Regions from separate parts of the Mus musculus genome. Here region 1 is linked to region 2. The links are chromatin loops, found by intact Hi-C in ENCODE. Cell type or tissue: heart. All regions are shown on one strand.

Region 1 (2,500 bases), 130 kb after region 2:
AATGGCCAGGGTGTCAGGGGATGGGCTAGAGAAGGAAGTTAATTTTTCTGCTCTCTGTCCTGCTGAGGTGTCTTCCTCACAACCTAGTGCCTCTCTGACCTAGGATGGTCAAAGTGGAGAGTAGTAAGAAGCCGCTGGTTGCTGAGATGCTAGGGATGGGACTCTTACAAATGGCGAAGGAAGATGGAAAAGGCGAATTTTTCTCCTCTTTACGCCTGGGCCACGGGGATCCCTACTCTTCCTGCCATCTACTCTTAATTTCAGCAACCTGCTTTTTACCAGCCCCGTTCCAGGTTTGGGAGGAGCGGCCTGCTAAATACCGAAATGCTACTCCGTGGTGCAAGAGTAGTCCTTACTCTCTGAGACACTTTAGGTAGGAGGGTGTGTCTGTCCAGAATTCGGACAGAACACCAGCCTGCGACCCCAGGAGCACACCGACATCATATATGGAGATACTGGTTCTTTTGCTACTGCTAAGATTTGGAGGTTGCTCCAAGTTACTCCAAGATTTGGCGGCACTGGCCGCCTTGGTCCCACCGTTGCCCTCCCTCCTTTCTCTCCCGGTCGCAGTCCCCTTACCCGGCTGGATGTCGGCAGCGGAACAATTTCACCCGCCCCGTGCAGGGCTAGAGCGGCCCAGAGCGGAGGGGCGGGGCGGGGCGGGGCTCGGCCGTGACGTGTACAGTTTGTGCAGGCGTCCTGACGCCCCTCGCCGGCTCCGCAGCTATTGGCCCCTAGCTTTGCAGCTGCTCTTGACGAGGACTGTCAACTGTCGCCCGGTCGCCGGGTCGCCGGGTCGCCGGGTCGCCGGGTCGCCGGGTCGCCGGGTCGCCGGGTCGCGGGGTTGCGAAGCTGGGGGGCGGGGCGTCGCCGGGTCCTGGATGGTACAGGCCTCTGCCTCCCGGGGACCGGGGTCACACACTGGTGACCAGAGCAGACCGCAGCTCCGTAGGGAATTGTGAGGCACAACTGATGCTCTGTATCTAGACAGTGGAAGGTGACAAGGCCTTGAAAGGTGGCCACGAGAATGGGGACCACATTCCCGGGGAAAACCCAGGGTTTTGTCCCGCGCCTCGGTAGTTCGGTGTTGCAACGTTGAGTCCTAGGGAAAGCAAGGCCAGGAATAACGGCAGAAATGATGCCCAAAATAGTGGCTCAACGATTCCCAGAGTGGATTTCTGAAGTGTGAAAACAGCAATACCGAAAAACCATGTTTTATTTGAGACAAGGTCTCACTATGTAGCTCTGGCTGGTCTGAATCTAGCTTTGTAGACCCTGCTGATCCGGAACTCCGGAGGTAGATTTGTCTGTCTCTGCCTCGAGTACCTCACTTAAAAGCATGCACCAAAGTCTGCGTGATGAATTTTTTAAAAAGCGTCTACTTAAACAAGAAAAAAGGGCAGTTTAACAAAAGTATAAACATTGTAGTCTTGTATATAAAAGGTAAAGGACAATGATAGAAAAATTTGCTATTACTCTTAATCATTTACTAGAGATTGAAATTTTGACATTCACTTTGGGCTCCGGGAACAAACATTCATAGACTGCCCTCTAGAGACCAGAGGGTTGAGCTACAGTCGCATCAACTTAGAACAAACTTTTACATCTGGAAGTTCATCTTTGTCCATTTATGTTTTTTGATTGTTTTTGGTTTTTGTTTTTTGAGGAATTGGGCTAAGAATCCTGAACAGGGAAGTGTACTCAGAAAAGGGGACGTGATAGTGAATAGGTGATATTGACTCTAACGTTTTTGGGAGTGGAAAGGTTTTCAGCCTTTGCAGATTATCATCCGAAAGGTTGGTTCTGTTTTTGTTTTTATTTTTTGAGGCAGGGTTTCTGTGTAGCCCTGACTGTCCTAGAACTTACTGTGTAGACTAGGATGGCCTGGAACTCACAGAGATCTGCCTGCCTCTGTCTCCAGAGTGCTGGGATTAATGTAAAGGGCACATCCAGGCCCTGTTGTTGAAAATAAAGTTTCAGTTGGTGTTACAGTGCCAGAGTATGATTCCAGCTGAGGCCGGCCATGATTGTACACAAAGACCCTGTCAAATATGTACTTGGTATGGTTTCTCCGTCCATCTACTAATGCACCACCTTTATTTTAGGGAGCTACTATCTCCTGTAGTGCAGATGGACCTCTACTTCCAGGTGTTGGGAATACTAGGTGTGTGCCACACACCTGGCTCAACCTCCACAGTCTCTTCATTGCACAGCTGGAGAGACTGAGGCACTGCTGACTTGACAAAGGCCCACAGATGGCAATTAGGACTGGCCTGGAAACTTAAGGGCTGCCTGACTCTAACTGGCTGGCTCTCTAAACATCCTTTCTCACTTAGAACCCTCGTGCCTACAATCAGTCTCTTATGTTTTCATTTTCTGTATTTCAGTCCTTTAGACTATGACAGATTGGAGGGCTTCAAGCAGAAATAAGAAACAGGTCTGGGCAGAAATGTTTCTTTTTGGGATAGAAGCTACTTGATCAATCAAAGTTAATTTAATA
Region 2 (2,500 bases):
GGAGCCTCCACCTCCAGTGCCTCCTCCACCGCGAGCATCAAACTCAAAATCCCTTTGCAGGTGACGAAACTTGCACTTGGCTCCTCTCTGACAGTCACCTTTGAGGAAGTCGCGGCAGATGGGGACCTCCTCCTTACCATTGGGTAGGTCGGCGGGTGAGAGACCCAGCCCAGCGGCCACTTTCTGCCTCAGCCGGGGAGGCAGCTCTCCTGTCTTCTTATAGCCATCCTCATCCTCCTTGGAGCCGTGGATGAAACGACAGTTGGGGCGGCTACACTCCTTGTTTTGGAAGTCATGGCAGAAGATAAATTCATTTTTGCTTACCCCCAAATTGGATACCTCACTCATGTCTGGGTGGCGGTATCGACATCGCTTGCCTCGTTTGCAGACGTTCCTCAGGAAGTCTCTACAGATGGCATCTGAGGTGGCTCCCCCGCTGCCTGTCCCTGCCCCACTGGCCTCCTCACTGCCACCACCTCCAGGGCCTCCACCGCTGCTGCCAGTGCCGTTGGCATAGCTGTCCCGGTCAGGCATCCTGGTCCCCCCCAAGTCAGGGTCTTCTTCCTTTTCTTGCCACTCTTGGCGACTGTTAAAAAAGAGAACTGTGTCAGAAAGGGGTCCTCCGGAAAGCTCCCTCTCTCCTGACCATACAGTGGGCAGGCTTCTGGGGCAATGGCTTTGGGAGATGGAGAATCCAAGGAGAATTCTAGCTAGCCCGGCTGACTTGCCAGAAGTCCCGCCCAGGCCCTTATGCACCTGGTCTTGTTTGGAGTGATTCACACTTGCCTGGCTAACACAGGAGGGAGAGAGCTGGGATGAAGCCACTTCATCTTACTAATGATGCTCAGCCAAGGAGGGGGAGGGAAGGGGAGAGTGTTAGATTTTTACCTTCTCTCATTTAAGTTGTGAGGGAGAAACTAAAACAGGTGTTGGTGTGTGAACAGACTGACACTGGAAAGAGTGCTCTAACACGGGCTGCTTAGCTTTGAGAACTCATGGAAGAAGGAACACCAGAAACAGAACTTCCCTTAATCCCTCTTCTACGTAAACTCAGCTCAAGTCTCCATGTATTTTAGAAATCCCTGGTTAAACAAAACAAAACAAAACAAAACTGGTGTCACTAGCTACAGGGTAACCCTGAAACCTGTCCATCTCCCAGTGTGTTCCACACACAAACACCCTCATTTCATGGAAAGACGTTCTGAGCTGAACTTTCTACTTTTAGATCCCCAGGACGAACTGTTCGAAGGACAAGGTGGAAAGGAGTTACTTTCATAGGAACGGTGACCTTTCTTTCCCCATTCCCCACCCCACTCCATGAAAATCCCACTGATATCAAACCATAGCACTCCTTACCCCATAAAAATCCTCTTTATTTATAGACTCTATAAAAGCTTTTTAAGTCTCCTGTTTCTCAAGAGAGCTCTGGAATGTCAGTCCACTGCCCTAATTCTAGCCCTCCCTTCTCTCTAACCCTGGGAGTCTAAGACTGGGAGTCCCTGCTACCACGTGTCTAATCTTTTAAATGTTCCCTGAGTAGGACTCAGGCTCCCCCTACTGTTCAAATAAGAGAAGTTCCTAGTTTCCGTTTGGGAATAAAGATACCTTTCTTGATTTCCCGTTTCCTTGACTTCCTTGACTTTGCTAGAATAACTAACCAGATTAGAAGTCAGAGATGCACAGGAATACACAAGATGGGAAAAGGAGCCCCAGAATATAAGAAACAACTGGTAAGAAACAAGCCCTTAAAAGATCATAAATGACGATCAGGTGAAGACTAAATGCCTTCAAAGCCTGACCAATGTTTCAAGTCCCACTAGAAGCAGATAACTGGATATGATAGCCTTCCTCACCCCAATATCCCAGAATTAATACCTGAGGTAGCTCAGGTGAAGTCCGGGGCTCCCGTGAGTCTCCACCTCCACATCACTGCTGGGTTCTGAACAAGAAACAAAAAAACAAAAAACGGAGATTTGAGTAGAACAAGGGAAAAACGTGAAAGGGATATGATGTGGTTTTCATACACTGGAATGAATTCTGACAAAAAGCTAAGAGCTTTGTGGCTTTTAGGCTCCCTTAAGAGGTCAAAGTGAACGTCACCTATCACAAGGAGAAGTCCCTATTAAGAAGGATAAGGGCTAGAACCGACCAATAAAAATTGGGAAGCTGAACTAAAAAACAAAACAGTTCCTGGTGAGGAAGGTTAGCGGAGCTTTACCTCAAGATGAGAAGGATATGGGGTTCAGAATCCGATCTAGGGTTGGAGTTCGGAACGCCAGCCAAACCTGAAAGCTGGACAAGGGCAACAACTGACTAGTGTCAGTGGGAAGGCGAGACTAGACTCGGGGGCGGTGATTACGACCATCCCCCAACACCCTAGAGTTCACGAAAAGTCCTACGAGTTTCCCTGGAAGTCTTCTGGCTTGGCCGGCTCCGCGATGCGGTGCCAGCACTCAGCGGTGGACCAGGTGACTGGGACACTGAGGAAGTGAAAGGGGAG

The links. Peaks named below come from ENCODE experiments on the same cell type or tissue, not always from the same donor. Only the 100,000 strongest peaks of a DNase experiment are listed, where the experiment ranks them.
Region 1: a loop joins it to region 2, with 2.3 times the contacts of the local background. A loop is called at or near these places in 7 of 42 quality-filtered maps.

What each region holds. Positions count from the first base shown.
Region 1 is chr10:128,673,273-128,675,772 of GRCm38, forward strand. It overlaps Suox (sulfite oxidase), which reads right to left and starts at 646. Exons shown (of 4, transcript NM_173733.3): 1 at 580-646. In heart, a CTCF peak has its summit at 1,558 (motif pointing left); a DNase peak (open chromatin) is centred at 669; H3K4me3 peaks cover 1,655 bases; H3K27ac peaks cover 1,052 bases.
Region 2 is chr10:128,544,953-128,547,452 of GRCm38, forward strand. Zc3h10 (zinc finger CCCH type containing 10) reads right to left here. Exons shown (of 3, transcript NM_134003.2): 2 at 1,876-1,939; 3 at 1-586. The coding sequence starts at 534. Among named protein-coding and RNA genes, the nearest start is that of Zc3h10, 1.5 kb to the right of the region's middle. In heart, CTCF peaks have their summits at 1,561 (motif pointing left) and 1,760; DNase peaks (open chromatin) are centred at 19 and 609; H3K4me3 peaks cover 1,467 bases; H3K27ac peaks cover 1,418 bases.